Regions from separate parts of the Homo sapiens genome. Here region 2 is linked to region 1. A link is a loop called in an ENCODE intact Hi-C map of the cell type or tissue named here. Cell type or tissue: IMR-90. All regions are shown on one strand.

The links. Hi-C counts contacts between places; a loop is a spot of excess contacts. Peaks named below come from ENCODE experiments on the same cell type or tissue, not always from the same donor. Only the 100,000 strongest peaks of a DNase experiment are listed, where the experiment ranks them.
Region 2: a loop joins it to region 1, with 7 times the contacts of the local background. A loop is called at or near these places in 2 of 110 quality-filtered maps.

The regions. Positions count from the first base shown.
Region 1 is chr2:207,470,024-207,478,023 of GRCh38, forward strand. No RefSeq gene overlaps it. Among named protein-coding and RNA genes, the nearest start is that of CREB1, 56 kb to the right of the region's middle. In IMR-90, CTCF peaks have their summits at 761 (motif pointing right), 3,314 and 5,046 (motif pointing left); DNase peaks (open chromatin) are centred at 3,308 and 5,028; H3K4me3 peaks cover 181 bases; H3K27ac peaks cover 1,015 bases.
Region 2 is chr2:207,307,010-207,315,009 of GRCh38, forward strand. No RefSeq gene overlaps it. Among named protein-coding and RNA genes, the nearest start is that of MIR1302-4, 42 kb to the left of the region's middle. RefSeq lists an enhancer at 3,347-4,096. In IMR-90, a CTCF peak has its summit at 4,417; DNase peaks (open chromatin) are centred at 3,042, 3,432 and 4,602; H3K27ac peaks cover 2,039 bases.

The DNA of each region.
Region 1 (8,000 bases):
TTGCGGTGTCCTGCTATGAGTGCAGCTCCTGCATATAGAATCAGCCACAGATCCCATGTCAGCTGGAAGCCACAGATGACCAACTGCAAAATCAATAGGCCTCTGTCGCTGCCATAGCAGGGAAATCCAGAGCTTATCAGCAGCATCATGATAAGTACCTATTTGCCTGACATCTCCTCAATCAATAACTTTGTTATTGTTTGCATTATCTGACTATAAGTTTGGTCAATATACCCAGCTAATGGGTAACATGAGCCAGGATTGCATTTCAATTTTTTTTTTAAGTTTAACTGTCTCTGTGCCACAAGGAGTAATTAAGTGAACCTCACCAGTCCTGCTTCTGTCCTTCCTGAGTTTTATCAAATCCTTCTCTGATATAGGCTGTCTTGAGACAAGGAAATTAATGTTGCCCAGATCTAGACAAAATTGAATAAACCCTGCCTCTCTTTGCTGTTACTTTTATTAGGTTTTCACAAGGATGAGCAGATGGTTTGAGGGTGTGTGTATGTGTGTGTGTGTGTTTCTGTGTGTGTGTGTGTTTCCTTTACTTGATGCTCTGGAGAGAAGATAACAAACTTGCTAGTGGGCAGATCAAGATGCACAATGTAAATGGTGCAAATGTGTATTGGTCTAAAGAGGTTTTGAACCCCTCTACATGATTAGGCTAAGATATATATGGTAAGACCAGAATAAAAATAAATATCTTTGAATTGTGTAACAAATCGGCTCCATGCACTGTATCAGAAGGGCCCTGGCCATTGTCTCATGAATTACCAGCAGATGGCCCAGCACACAGAGATGGCTACATCTGGCCTCTCACCTTTTTTGGGATTGCACAGGGCTCTTGTACCAGATCAGGCTCAAAAGGTTATGGCCAACAATAAAAGAAGAAATAAAACTTGTAGTAACAACAATGTGTAAGGCACCAAATGCTCTGATTTTCTTGTCACATTAAAAATATTTACTGGTTTCTCCAGCCCAGATTTAGCGGCAACCCCAAGCACAGAGGAAATAAACAAATCACTCACTCACCAGAATGAGCTGGTGGCATCATCGCCAACTTCATCATTCTGCCCTTCGGTGCTTTTTCTTTTCTTTTTTTGATTGGTTCTAGTAAGTTATTCATACATAATGGTATCAGTGATGGGGTATAAATACATATATCACAGGAAGGGTTTTGTTGTTGTTGCTATTGGTTTTGTTTTTTTTTTTTGTAAATTAACTTTACAAGCATCCTGCAGCGTTTTCAAATTGTAAACTGCTGTTTCCTAGTTCATAGACTCGTAGAACCCCAGAGCCAGGCTTAGAGCACGTCCAATCTGTTCCTCTGATTTACAGCTGTGATAACTGAGGCCCAGAGAGGTGAATGACTGCTCAAGTCAAACATCTCATCCATCTCAGCATTGGATCTCAAGTTTCTGCCTCCAGACCCCCTGTCCTGCAGGACCTTTTGGCTTTGCTGTCCTTATTTCTCTTCTTCTGATCCCTCATCTGCTCCTTCCTTTGCTGATCATTAGAACAGGAAGAGGGATAAGGGGCAGCTGCCTAAGGTAAGGCAGACGCTTGACCTCTATCACAAACCCTGATCTCATCCTTCAGGTCCTCTTTGCAGTCTGGAAGGGAGAGGAAAACAGGAGGAGAGAGTGGAAACCAAGAAAGTATCCAAGAGGAAGAGATAAGGAAAAAACGGCATGGGGAGAGGTTTTTGTGTCTACCTGCTCAGATACCAGGAGAAGTGAATAAATGCCTCCCCTACAGCTCTCCTGCCCTCCTCCCACAACTGTGAAACTAAAGTCTTAATGAGAATTGATCCAGCAAACAAATAGATCCAAAGGGGTAATAGGACTGATATGGATCTTTCATGGGAAATTGGATGTATCATGGGAAATAAGGAGTCATAGAAAATTATGAATGAAAAATAAGCATAATCAATATACGATTAGAGATGCAAGGGGAGTGGGTAATGATTCCAAGGCACTGACTGCTTTGTTTCACATCATGATGCTCATCACAGGAACCTATGTGCTCCAGACTGGGCCATGCAATTATGACCAACATGCTAGCTCCCTATGCTGACTGGCTGGACTGAATTAATTACTTTTATTATTATTATTATTATTATCTTAAGGAGACAAGGTCTGGCTCTATTGCCCAGGCTGGAGTGCAGATCTGGTGTGATCTCAGCTCACTGCAACTCCACCTGCCAGGTTCAAGCCAACCTCCCGCCTCAGCCTCCCAAGTAGTTAGGAATACAGGAGTGCACCACTGCTCCCGGCTAATTTTTGCATTTTTGTAGAGACAGGGTTTCACCATGTTGCCCAGGCTGGTCTCTAACTCATGGGCTCAAGAGATCTGCTTACTTCAGCCTCCCAAAGTGCTGAGATTACAGGCATGAGCCACCATGCCCGGCCTGAATTAGTTACTTCTTCAGCTTCCTCGTCTTCTAGCTAAAAACCAAGATCACACCTTCAAATGCTATGATTTCACATTTACATTCTGCTCTTTTTCTTTCTGTCACGTGATCCTATCTTTAAATTTGGGAAGGATGGGGAGAGAAGGCTGTTGAGAGATGTTGCATGAACATTCATCATACAAGCCCATGAACCTGAGAGAGAATTCAGCAAGAAAAGTGAGACCAATAGGTTTGTGTGGAGCCTTCCTGTGTGGGCCACGCTGGGTTGGCCACGCTTTCCTTTGTTGCAGATGACACCTGGCTAGTGTCCTGTCTAGGATCCCAAATTCTAACTAGGTTTCCTCCTTCATGAACTGTTGGGTTTTAGTTAATGATTCACCCCTTCAAACACTCAGTTCTGACCCAGGACTGACTCAAGGCTTCCCAAGTCCCTGCTCGCAAATAACAGAATTCTTTGGAAATAAGCTCTTTTAAGAAAGTCTGTCCTCGCACTGCAATCTGAAACGTAGCAATTCGGCCTCTCCGGCCATCTTCATCTGTGTGTTTCTTGCATACAGAATTAAACTGGAAGGTCAGAGCCATTGTCTGTCTCTAGATCCGATTTCTTGCTTCGTAGTCTGGCGGGGAAGTGCTTTAATCTGGTATATTTACATTAGTCCTACTAACACATTTCCAAGTTCTCCAGCTGCCATGCTACGTGAACCAGGTCAAGTCTGGGAGGGAGAGGTTTGCTTTTCCTTCCTGTGACCTCAGGACTGATTTAATTAAACATCTCCTCCAGCCCCGATTTATAGTCTGAAAAGTGTTCTCACAGAGGCCCTTCGATGTGCTCTGCTTTTCAATTAGCTGAAATGCAATAAGTTAAATCGAAACACCATTCTGAGTGTCTGCTGCCACCCTGAGAGCAGTTGCAACAAGCGCATTCGTCTCTGAGCATTTAACTGCAAAGGGTTTAGATAAATGAGTGGTGGTTTCCTTTGGTAACTTAGCACGGTTCTGTAAGACAGATGAGAGGATTGCTGAGTTCCTCCCTGAGCTCCTGGGGGCTGCCAAGCTATCTCCCTGGATTCCCACTGTGAGGAGGAAATAACCTTTTAAATCTTATTTTATAAACACAAATTCTTTTTCTTTAAGATTAAAAATAAGAAAACCCATTTAACACATGGGGTAGGGGGGCTGAGGAAGTGAAGGGGAAAAAAGGAAAAAGGATGTCACAGTGGAACTGTCCTAAGCCTGTCCCTGGTGGCTTTTTGTTTTACCATCAGGCATCAGATGTCCTCCCCAGTTTGACAATCCTGACCCCCCAACCTGCCACCTAGGAATGAATGAAACCAAATTTCCCATAGGAAATGCTCTCTGCTAGTCTCTCAAAGGCTTCAGCCTCAAAATGAAATCTGACAAAAGAAACAAATTAGATTAAACTGCAGCGCTAAGGGCTTTGGATTGCTCAGATAAAAGAATCTACAGAGAGTTGTTAGGACTGAGCACAATCATCTTCTGCAACTTGGAGAAAAAATCTGAAGTCTTCCTTCCTACAGCTGTTCTTGCTGGCCATGGTGCAGTTTTTTTTTATCATCATCTAAAGGCAATAAACAGATGGTGGGAGATGGAAGGGCTCACGAAGGACCACAACCCGCGTGCCCACAGAAGCCGGGCAAGTAATATATGTGGACAAAACTGATCAGTGAGGATTTTTATGTGAGCTCTCCAGATTTTTAAATGTTGACAACTCATTCAATTAAAAAAAAAAAGAGTCCACCACTGTTACCGCAATGTTTACTGAGCACTTTCTATGTGCCAGGCACCTTATGAAATCCATTATAAAGTGCATCCTCACAACAGCACAGTGAGAGGCAGATGCTGTTATTACCTTCAGTTCATCTATGGGGAAAAGCAAATCTCGAAGTGGCAGAAGCAGCCCCTGCCCACAGCTGGGGCCCTGTTTCTATTTACTACCCTAGACTGCTTACCAGTTCTGTAGATGGCCGGGCGCGGTGGCTCACGCCTATAATCCCAGCACTTCGGGAGGCCGAGGCAGGTGGATCACGAGGCCAAGAGATCGAGACCATCCTGGCCAACATGGTGAAACCTCGTCTCTACTAAAAATACAAAAATTAGTTGGGCATGGTGGCGGGCGCCTGTAATCCCAGCTACTCAGGAGGCTGAGGCAGGAGAATCACCTGAACCCGGGAGGCGGAGGTTGCAGTGAGCCAAGATCGCACCACTGCACTGCAGCCTGGGCGACAGAGCAAGACTCCAGGGGAAAAAAAAAGTTCCGTAGACAAAGAAATTGATGCTCACTGGGATTCATGTGGCCAGAATCATAATAATAGTCGGGTGATTTTTTTTTTTTTCAAAGTAAGTAAACTACAGAAACGGAGCGTAGAGCGTAAAGAAGACATGCTGGAAAAGACAGAGAAATATAAGAAAAATATGTGTCATTGTTCCACGATATTTAGCCTTGTCCTAATGGTTGCGCAGACGAAGAGATTAGAGTTTTTATTTTAAAAACTGTGAATTTAAGCATCAATGATGCTGTTTCTATGATCATTCCCTGTGATTGAAACCAAATGGTGAAACAGCCTCACGAAAATGTCTGAGGTTCAAATGCAGTCGCCATTCTGTGTTTGTGTAGACAATGCTGCCCTCTCGTGGCTAACTTCTGAATAGAATTATTTTGTGATTAAAATCAGAACATTTTTACGTTCTCTATTTTCCCGAAGTATTCTGTAGAATGTTGCATCCATTTGCATCGCATATGTGATAATAAGTACATTACTTACATAGCACAACACCTTTGCATATTTTATATCTAATTTGGGATCGAGTTTGTATTATTTTTGCGATTGTTTTATAGGGCACTGGAAGAAATGAATGGAAAAAAATTATGATGCTACTGGGCTCCTGAACTTTCAGAATTCAATTCCTCAGGGAAGAAATGTTTTCTCATGACAGTAAACTTCGAAGAACTCTAGGACAGAAAATGTTTGCGTCTCTAATCTGAACATGATCTTATAGAAATGACTGTCCTCTTCCATTCTAAGGAAAAGGGTTTAATATTTGGAGGAAACAAGAGATCAGTTCATAAATATATTTTTAGGTAAAAACATGGTTCATGGTTGTGCATAGAAAATCACTTTCTGGTTTCCTGCAGGGCAGGAATTACAGAGAAATGACAGACCAAGAGGAGGCTATCAATAAGAGTTACCATGCCAAGGGTAGATGCTGCAAAGCAGTTTTCTTGGACCTGAGTGACAACTCCTGAACCACTGAACAGAAGCCTGCTGCCTGCATGCCTGTGTCATGAGCCCCCGTGCTGTGAGAGGACACACCTACACAGGAGCTGTGATGTGAACAGTGGGTAGACAGCAGTCCTAAGCAAAGGAAATGCCTTTTAAAGAAATAAGGTTGGGGAGTACTTTTGTAAAAAGAGAGGAATTGGCTGGGCGTGGTGGCTCATGCCTGTAATCCTAGCACTTTGGGAGGCCAAGGCCGGTGGATCATCTGACGTCAGGAGTTCGAGACCAGCCTGGCCAACATGGTAAAACCCCATCTCTACCAAAAATACAAAAATTAGCCGGGTATGGTGGCGCATGCCTGTAATCCCAGCTACTGGGGAGGCTGAGGCAGGAGAAGTGTTTGAACCCGGTGGGTGGAGGTTGCAGTGAGCCGAAATCATGCCACTGCACTGCAGCCTGGGCGACAGAGCAAGACTCTGTCTCGAAAGAAAGATAGAGAGAGAGAGAGAGAGAGACAGAGAGAGAGAGAGAAAGAAAGAAAGAGAGAAAGAAAGAGAAAGAAAGAAAGAAAGAAAGAAAGAAAGAAAGAAAGAAAGAAAGAAAGAAGGAAAGAAGGAAAGAAAGAAAGAAAGAAAGAGAGAGAGAGAAAGAAAGAAAGAAAGAAAGAAATAAAGAAAGAAAGAAAGAAAGAAAAGGAAAGAAAAAGAAAGAAAAGAAAGAAAGGAATCAAGCTACCTTCAAGACCCATCTTCAGGAATATTTGCAAGTGAAAGGAACCTTTCCACCTAACAGATCAACTGTTATTCTTAGTGGAGCTCTAAATCTGAAAATAGTTAAAAGTCAAAAATATGCCAAGAGTGGACTGAGGCCTGTGGGGCATAAGTCACTTGCAGACATACTAATGTGGCCTGCATTGTTTGTTCTTTTAATCAAAATATTTTACATAAAAATCCAATTTTGGGTTTCTCAGTAAAGTCAGAGGACTTGGCGTGACTGGGCCAATCCTTCCACTGGAACTGATGAGTGACTGCCCCTTTACAGAGAGCACATCACTATTGTTTGCCATTATCCCTACCCCTCCCTGACATGAACCCAGCTCATCTCACCGGTTTTCACTAGTTGCCTGCACTCTGTAGACCTTTAAGTTACATCCTTTTTGGTTCTGTCTCTGAGAATTGTGAGGCACATATTTATTCTTTAACATCCACAAAGCTCAGGAAATTTAAATAGCACTTGGGCAGGGGACAAAGTTTATGAGCACTAATTCTGACGTATTCCTTTTCATTTCCCATACACTTTTCTTCCACTTTATCCTGTCATCGTTACAACATCCCGCAAGGGTTTTAGGCATTATTTGAATTACAGGTTATCTCTAAAGCACCTGAAGTTTTTGTAAAGGAAGTTTTTATATAAATCTACATTTAAAATGATTAAAACAGGCTAACGGAAAGCACATTGAATTAGGAAGCAGAAAACCTGGGATCTTACTCAAAGCTTTTTCCTGGATAAAGTCTGTGGCATTAAGTAATCCATTTAAACCCTCTTTACCTTTTAATACTCCATAAATAAGAGACAATGATACTTGTTCCTCCTACCTCACCAAGATTTTTTAAAATAACCATAAATCAGAAGACATGTGTTAAGTATTCAGAGTCTACAAAAGAAATGTATGCTAGAAAGACCAAGATAGCATCAGACGATGCAGCATTTGATATACAGTAAATATGAAAGAGTTATTCAAAGGGGACCTTATGAAAAAGGAAGCTATTGCTATATAATCATATCTTATATAACAAATAATAACTTTTTAAAAGATAGAGGTTGGGAGAAAGGAAATAAAACTCTTTACAATTTTATTTTCTTTTTTTTTTTTTCTGGAGACAATGTCTGGCTCTGTCACCCAGGCTGGAGTGCAATGGCACAATCTCAGCTCACTGCAACCTCCACCTCTCAGGTTCAAGCAATTCTCCTGCCTCATCCTCCCCAGTAGCTGGGATTACAGATGCGTACCACCACACCCAGCTAATTTTTGTATTTTTAGTAGAGATGGGGTTTCGCCATGTTGGCCAGGCTGGTCTTGAACTCCTGACTTCAGGTGATCCACCCACCTCGGCTTCCCAAAGTGCTGGGATTACAGGCATGAGCCACCAGGCCCGGCCACAATTTTTATTTTTAATGGACTTGATTGATTACTGATTGCTACTGCAACCATTACTTAAAATTTTTTTTTATATACTTAATATATAAGTTACGATATGGGGTTCAGGACAGACTATCCCAGAATATTTTCAGCTGAAAGAATTTGAGAAAAATGACAGAAGCAGCAAGTCCACTCTCATCATACCGCT
Region 2 (8,000 bases), 160 kb before region 1:
ATATCTTTGTGTAGATGGAACCCACTTGAATAATGCTTTTTAAGGTCATATTTTCTTACATTTGCCAATAAGAAATTCATGATAGAGTTTTTTTTCTTAAATGCTTCCCTAGTACCTTCATTACATATTCTGAATCAGAAAAATATGACTCTACAGAAACATGTATGTCACGTAAATTGTAAGCTGCACCTATATTGAAGTAAAATATGGGAAGAAGTTGTGGGACTGGATGCTGCTTAGGAAAGACATAATCTGGGGATCTAGTTGTCAGTATGGATGATAACTGATACCTACAGTTCTCAGCTTATATTGGGGTATTCCTCCACCACTGATTACCAATGCCAGATTCTGTTTCAGTGGAAAAAGCATAGGATATTAGTGGCGGAGAGCCAACTAGAATACATTTTGTTGACCCTCTTACTTCACAGATGAAGAATCTAAAATCTACAATGTTGAGTGACTTATTCAAGATCATGGAGCTTTGCAAGTTTGTTAAACATCCCAGGTCTCATAAACATTTTTAAACTTGGGCTCAGCCTATGTGACCCAACCTGCTGAGGATATGAAGTCATTACAAAAATTTTCTCTCATTGCCAGGCTAGGAAATGAAGGCCATTGAATACTGTTACCCAAAAAGGATTAGGGTGTCAGGGGCAGGTACAGGTGTTATGGGACTTGAAGTTTATAAAACTTCAAAGCTTCTCTGAGGGAAAACAATGCTAAGCTAAAAATATAAATTGGGTACAAAAAGAGAATATTTATTTAGAATGAGGAAATAAAATGTAATTAATTTTTTAAATGGACATGAGTTGGGCATGGTGGCTTGCACCTGTAGTCCCAGCTACTCAGGAGGCTGAGGCAGGAAGATCACTTGAGCCCAGGAGTTTGAGGCTGCAGTGAGCTATGATGGCACCACTGCACTCCAACCTGTGCAAAAGAGCAAGACACTGTCTCTAAATATAAAATAATAAGGTGGGAAAATATCAAATACATCACAAATACCAAAAAAGTAATGTTTTTATTAATTAACATCCTCACATGCCTATAATACTTGTTCCTCTACAATCTTTGCTGCATGCTCTTTAGTAACTTCTTCACATGACAAGGATTTTGTAAATTCTTTCCTATAGGAAAAACTCAAAAGCAATTCAGTCTTTCCTCTAGCATCATTGACCAAAATTCACCTTCTATTATTGACGGTTTAGAAAAAATTTTTTATTTTTTTTAGTTCCAGAAGTCATTCTCATGTAAACTATTAGGATAGTTGTCAAATCTTGGGGAACTTATCAAATTTCTTTTATACATATGAAGTGTAAGATGTGGAATAATTTTCCAAAAGCTAACTTCTGGCTCTATTTGAAATATTGTTATTCCCTGTATACCCACATACTCCTAATCTCAGACATCGTATCGGGATACCATCAGAACCATCCAGGCAAGAGGGAACCTGTACTTCACAGGAATACATTCTGCTCCTCTGCCCTTGGTGTCTCTCTGCACAGGGCAAGAAATCTGCAGGGCTAGGAGACATGTCTGCTCAAAACCCATGCCCCCTACTTCTTGATCTCACTCCAAGTACACAGGACCCTGGAATTTATTGGTGAAACAGAGCCTACCTAGATCTCTTCCTGGAGTCTTTCCTCCCAAGGGCAAAATGTATCCTCAAGTGTGATTATTCTTTGGCCAGCTTCAGAGCCATGGACAGAGCCCATGGAAGTGAAAGGCCCTGAAGCTTAAAATGCACTAGCCTCATGGCAAATCCACCTCTATGCAGAGGCTCTGCGATGAAGTCTTCTGCATCTTGTACCACAACCCAATCTGGAAGCTACTCCACCCACCAAAAGTACAGTCTATAAAAACTTCACCACTGCCTCAGCATGGCAACCATGCAGAGGAAGCAGTTAGAAAGAGATCAAAGAGATAAAAATGTGTGTGGCTCTGAACACTGTGAAATCTTCCTAGATAATGATTAAATGGCAGCAGATATCTTGCCTGTCTGTCCTTCTGAACCAACATGGCTCCATCTTGGCATTTCTCAGAGGAAAGCCCATGGCCATGTAGTGCCTTCAATGTTCCCATCTGGCAGAAGTTGGGCAACATTTCCAAAAATCTAATCTTTTCACATTCTCTTCTTTCTTCTTAACCTCACGTAGCACACCAGGCACCTGGACCCCTTAACAGACCAGAAGACTGGTCAGATGACCCTCTCTGGACGCAGTCAATAGAGGGCAAACTCCCACTCTCTTCATGCAGTGTGCATTGGAGTGAGGCAAGGAAGGGAGTGTGGGAGGAGTGGCCAAGGAAGGTTGCCCACCCTGGTCTAAAATGAAGACTTTTCAAGAAAAAACTGACCACTTTGGGGGCCTCTCGTGCACTGAGCATTAATTTCTCAATGCTTCTCCTCCCCAGCTCCCCTCTAACTCTTTGGCCCCTGTGCCCATGGTTGTCTCCTCATGCCACCACGGCATCTGCTCAGAGGACACCCGCCTGATGACCAAGATGAATCATGCTTAGGAAAGCTCCTGGGCAACCCTAGGCAATCCAGCAAAGCCCCCTAGACTTTCTCTAGCATGCACCCCTCCTCCCCACAACCACGGGGTCTTCAGGAGTTCTGGCCATCTCTCCTGACCCTCTGAGGTCCAATTTTCAAGCACTTTTATTCACATTCAAGGTACGAGATTAATAACACCCCCTACCTTAAGGTATATGTTTTGAAAAAGAGGACAATGTCTTAAGCAGAAGATTCAAAGTGAATGAACTTTAATTAAATGTCCAATAAAGAGAGATATAGATATGGATTTTAAGAAAAACTTCTAGGCATCTTAAAATAGGGTAGTCCATTTAATCCCCACATTTAAGCTTCCCTGTAATGGGAAGAAATAAATAAACTGAGAGCTTTGGGGTAGGAAGACAGGGTCGAGGGGTAACCTGGGAGGGGGCTGGGTGACTTGTTGCAAAAGTCAGAAGACCATGAGTCAGGGTGGGATCAGTATAACACTGTCATGAATTCTATCTTGCTGGCTTCTGTGCATGTGCTCCTGCGTGCGCGCGCGCGCGCACACACACACACACACACACACACACACACACACACACACACACGGTACAAATGCCTTTGTGGGAGGTGCTATTACCAACACCAAGTCTAAATCTAAGCCTCTCATTTTGTATTCCCTGCACTGTAAGGGGCAGCCCAAGGGGGCCGGGGTGGAGGGCGGGTGGGAGGCACATCTAGAAGAAGAAGGACAGATTTAAAAGGAAAGATTATTTATGAGGCCATGAAGACGTTCTTCCCAGACTCCTGAGTGCAGGAGTATGACTTATTTATTTTATTTTCGTTTGTAACCAAAACCTTCCCCTGACTCCCATTGGCCCCAGCTGAGAGGGGAGAGAGGGCCGGCCCGTCAGGCGTTGATCACCGGGCCAACGGGAGACAGTGTGGCGTGATGCTGACGCAGCCCACTGACAAGCCAGGGAGGCCCAGGGGAGCAGCTCTGAGCAGAGCAGCCAGAGCCAAGCAGGTAGAGAGCTGACAGCCGGGGAATTGCTAAGAGGCGCCGGGCTGGTGGGGGCAGGATGGTGAAACAGTTGGACTCGAGAGAAGGTGTGATTTGTGATGCACAAACTGTCGTTTACCCACTCCCCTTGGAGTCCTCTCCACGTCCCTCAGCTCCATCAACCTCTCTCCAGTTTAAATTTCCTCTCTCCCTTCCCCCTCCTGCATGCTCACTCCGTGGGTCCCCGCATTTCTATTCAATAATGTTTCTCTCCCTGTCTCCTTTTGGGAGAAGGAAGGGAGCAGATGAACACACATTAATAACATCAAAATGTCACATAAGTGATCAGCTGGAGGGGGCAGTCTCTCTGATGTCCTCAAGGCATCCTATTTAGGAATTGATATCTGCAGAGCCAGAAGAAAGCACAGCTGCTCTGGGGTACAGGCTAGGGAGTTAAGGGGATGGCTGTGTCAGTGTTGGGAATTCGTGCACTTACGGTGCAAAAGCACAAGGTGCATGAATTACCAAAGGCCTCAAGAACTGCCTGGTCCCACTCTCCTCCCTGGAGAGAGGCATCGCTGAGAAAACAGGAGCTTGTGTCTCCAGACTGGAGTTCTCTTTTAAGAAAATGGAAGTTGGGAGGGAAAGGGAGAGAAAAGCTTCAAGCCTATGGATAAGTCCTGAATCCTCCTCAGAATAGTGACCCCCGACATATGCACTGACGTGCCCATTTATTGAGAATCTCAGAATTCTTCGCAAAGGTGTCCCATTTAAGAAAATCCTCCATCCTTTTCAGGCAAAAGCAACAAACAGTAACAGAATAAAACTTTACTCATCAGATGGTGGTTACCAGTCTTTCCCTGCCATTTTTCTGGATGATGTTTAAAACCATGAGACTCCTGCTGGCCTTTCCCTTGTTACTGCACATAACCACATAGCCCTCTTACACTGGATGAAGCACTTTCTCCATAATGTTCACTTCTTTAATGACAGGATAGATGTTGCTGTTCTGACGACTGGAGTATTCAGACTGATGAGAACCACTGGTGATTCTCAGCAGTCCCAACATCACATGCTTCCTGTCCTGATGACCTGTGAGTCACCACTCCACCACCTCCCTATATGGGTGAGAGGTTACATCAGTCCCAGTCTATAGATGGAACAACACAGGCCCAATTGAGCAGATGTGCTTTCATGAGTCTGTCTCATACTATCTATTGCCAGGAAACAGGGTACAGTTGGAGACATATTGTTGCGTCATCTGAAGGCCTCATATTACAAGACACGACTATGAAGCTAGGCTTCACTCTATCACAGGAGTGGGAGCCTCAGACTTTAGCCCCTGGTTCCAATTCTGACACCTGCTTAGTATAGAAATACTTAGGTCCAGGAGTCAGAGGTTTGAGTTCTAGACTTAGAATTACCACTTAGCAATCACTTTCATCATGTCGCTCACCTGCTAAAAATCTTCCTATGGCTCCCTATTGCCCTTAAAATAAAATCCTAACCCCTCATCATGGAATTCAAGATTGTATCATCTGGCTTTTGCCATCTCTCTTACCCCATCTCACACCTCTCTCCCTCTCACTTGCTACTCCCCAGACACATCAGCCTATCTTTCTGTTCCTTTAAGTCACTCAGGCTGGTTCATACTTCATTGTCTTTGTACATGCTGTTCCCTCTGCCTACAATGTCCTAAAAGTGTCTGTAGTCTGCTAATCATTTCACCCTTAACAAATACTGCATTACTCAATAGGGAACACTCTCCCAGAAAAAGGTTTTTTTGGGGGGTTGGGAGGAGAATTTGAAATTTGATATATATTTTTAAAATCCAAGTAGTCATCATGGGGAAAATAAGAATCTGTCATTTGTTCATTAATTCATTCATTTAGCAGATATTTACCAGGCACCTTCTATGTTGGACTTCATTACACAACATGGTACTGTTTCTATTCGAATTACAATACACAAGCAGGGATGGGGAACTATGAGTTTTTAGAGCCTCTAGAAGTTCTAACCTAGCCCTGGCGTCAGCTCATGTGTCACCTCTTCAGAAATGCTTGTCCTGATCACATTATAAATTAGCTCTCCTTGCCTTCCCTCCACTTTCTAACACAAAACCCTGTTGTATAGAATAGAATAATATAATTTACCACTGCCCTAATTTGTTGATTGATGTATTTACTTATGTACCATCTGTCTCCACCAATTCATATTTAAGTTTCATGAAGGCATAACCTTGTCTCTCTTAGTCACCACCAGCACATAGAACAGTGCCTGGCACACAGACAGTGTTTGAAAAATGTCTGCTAAATAAATGAAGTAATGAATGAATGAATGTAGTCTTGGGCTAGTCGCTTAAACTCTCTGGGCCTTAGCTTTTTCATCTCTAAAATATGATCAATAACAACAACAACAAAAATACCTGCCTGAGTCAAAATGTTGGCAAGAGTTTGAAATAAAATATGTATAGACTCAATTTCCTAGAAAACAGAGCCTGAGGCAGGGATCAAGTGCTGGTGCTTTAAGTAGGAGGTACAATCCCTAGGCATTGGGAATGAGGGAAAAGGGAAAGAAAAAAAAACAGAAAGAATGAGAAGAAATAAAACACGGGTGGGCTCCTACATTGACTACTGCTTCGTGTGAAGCCACAAAGGGACACATTGGTCACTTGACAAGAGCATCCATTGGACCACACAGGACATCTTACATGGAGAAACTCTACCCTGAAGCAATGTATCAAGAGAGAACAGAACATTGGTCAATATTCACCCATTGGAGATTTTACCGCCCCACGCTTCCATATTGCCTTATCTTTACCCATGTCTCCCCAGTCTCCCCTGAAATCAACTCCTCTGTCCTTTAGTATGACATTTCACCCAAGCCTGGGAGTGTCTGGAAGAGACAGAGTCTCCAGATTGACCATGAGTGGTGAAACCCTGCAGCCCCACCCAAAACCCTTTGGCTTCAAAAGTGACAGCTACTTCAGAACAAGCAACTTCAGCGCAAGCAGGGGACAGGGAAGGATGAGAGACTCTCAGGCAGATGAGAGAATCCCACGAGGAAGAGAGGATGCATGCGAGATAGATTTGATACAGCATGAGAAAGTGGTTTAGAAACTATAAAGCTGCAAACAATGAAAAGTGATGTTGTTTTATTGGTCTTCTTTGAAATGCAACTGTCTTTCCATCTCATAGTCTCTGCACTTGTATAAGTTTGATGAGCTTTCAACTAGACTGCACAAATGAAGCCTTCCTTGTTTCCACTGTTACTGTTGAAACAGTACCTCTCTGAAACAAGCCACTTCATCTCCTCATAAAAAATCCTTATATCCAAAATAGGATCTCTAAATGGATTCTGTTAAAGTGGGGTTTTTTGCTTGCTGTATTTAGTTTCTATCCTTGAGAGAATGCAGCTAATATGAGCAATCCATATGGAAGATACTTTTCAAGTTACCTCCTTATCTTTTGATTCTCCCTCCATCAGTCTGCTTTTATAACATCAGCTTCCTTGGGGCCATTCTTGTATCGTCTACACAGTGATAAATTTTAACGCACCTCCAACATGTCATTAAATGTTAATAGCACAGAACCCATGTAATGGAAAGAATGAAAAGATTTCCCAGCCTGAAATGCCTCTGTCAGCAATTACATAACTTGTTGACATGTGGCCCCTTCATCAGGTTTATCTACAAATCCAAGACCCATACAATTAGGGGTCAACCTGAATTGGGGTCAACTGGAATTGGGTTCAGCCTGAACTGAGGAGCCACATGTGTTCTGGACTTTGATTGCATTCCAGAGCTCAGCTGAATAAAATGCCAGGCACATAGTAAGATACATACACAAACATAAACATATCATGTATATAATTCATTAAATATGTTACCAAATGAATGACTGTAGTCAGTTTAGAATGGAAATGCAAAAATTAAAAGCAAAAGCACAGGCTCTAGAACCAAAGTGCGTGGGTTCAAATCCCAGGTTTATCATAAACCAGCTAGTGTGACATTAGACAGTTGGCTTGACCTTTTTGTGCCTCTGTTTGTGCCTTGGTTTTTTTCTCCTGTAAAATGGGGATAACAGTCATACCTACCTCACAGGTTTGTTGTGATAATTAAATGACGTCGGTATTATAAGTCTTTTAGCCTAGTAAGAGTGCCTAGCGCACAGTGAACAAGGGATGCAGGTTAGCCTGGATGATAATTTCAACAGTGCTGCTAGCCACCCACCTGCCCACCCAAATCAGGAGAAGGGTGTCTCTTCAATCATGCCATCTGTCTTCACTAGTTCAACCAGACCCAGGCTTACATATGTTTAAAATCCAGTGTAAAACCTGCCTTTTAAAATTTGTGTAGCCAAAAAGAATCTCACACTAGGCATGGCATTTTCTGTCCCTTGGTGATAGACTGTGTTTTTAAACATGGTGGTATCAATTGATTTAAGTATTTTATTGAATAATTTTACTGTTCCTGTGCCCAGAGGCTTTTTAAAGCAGGGACCA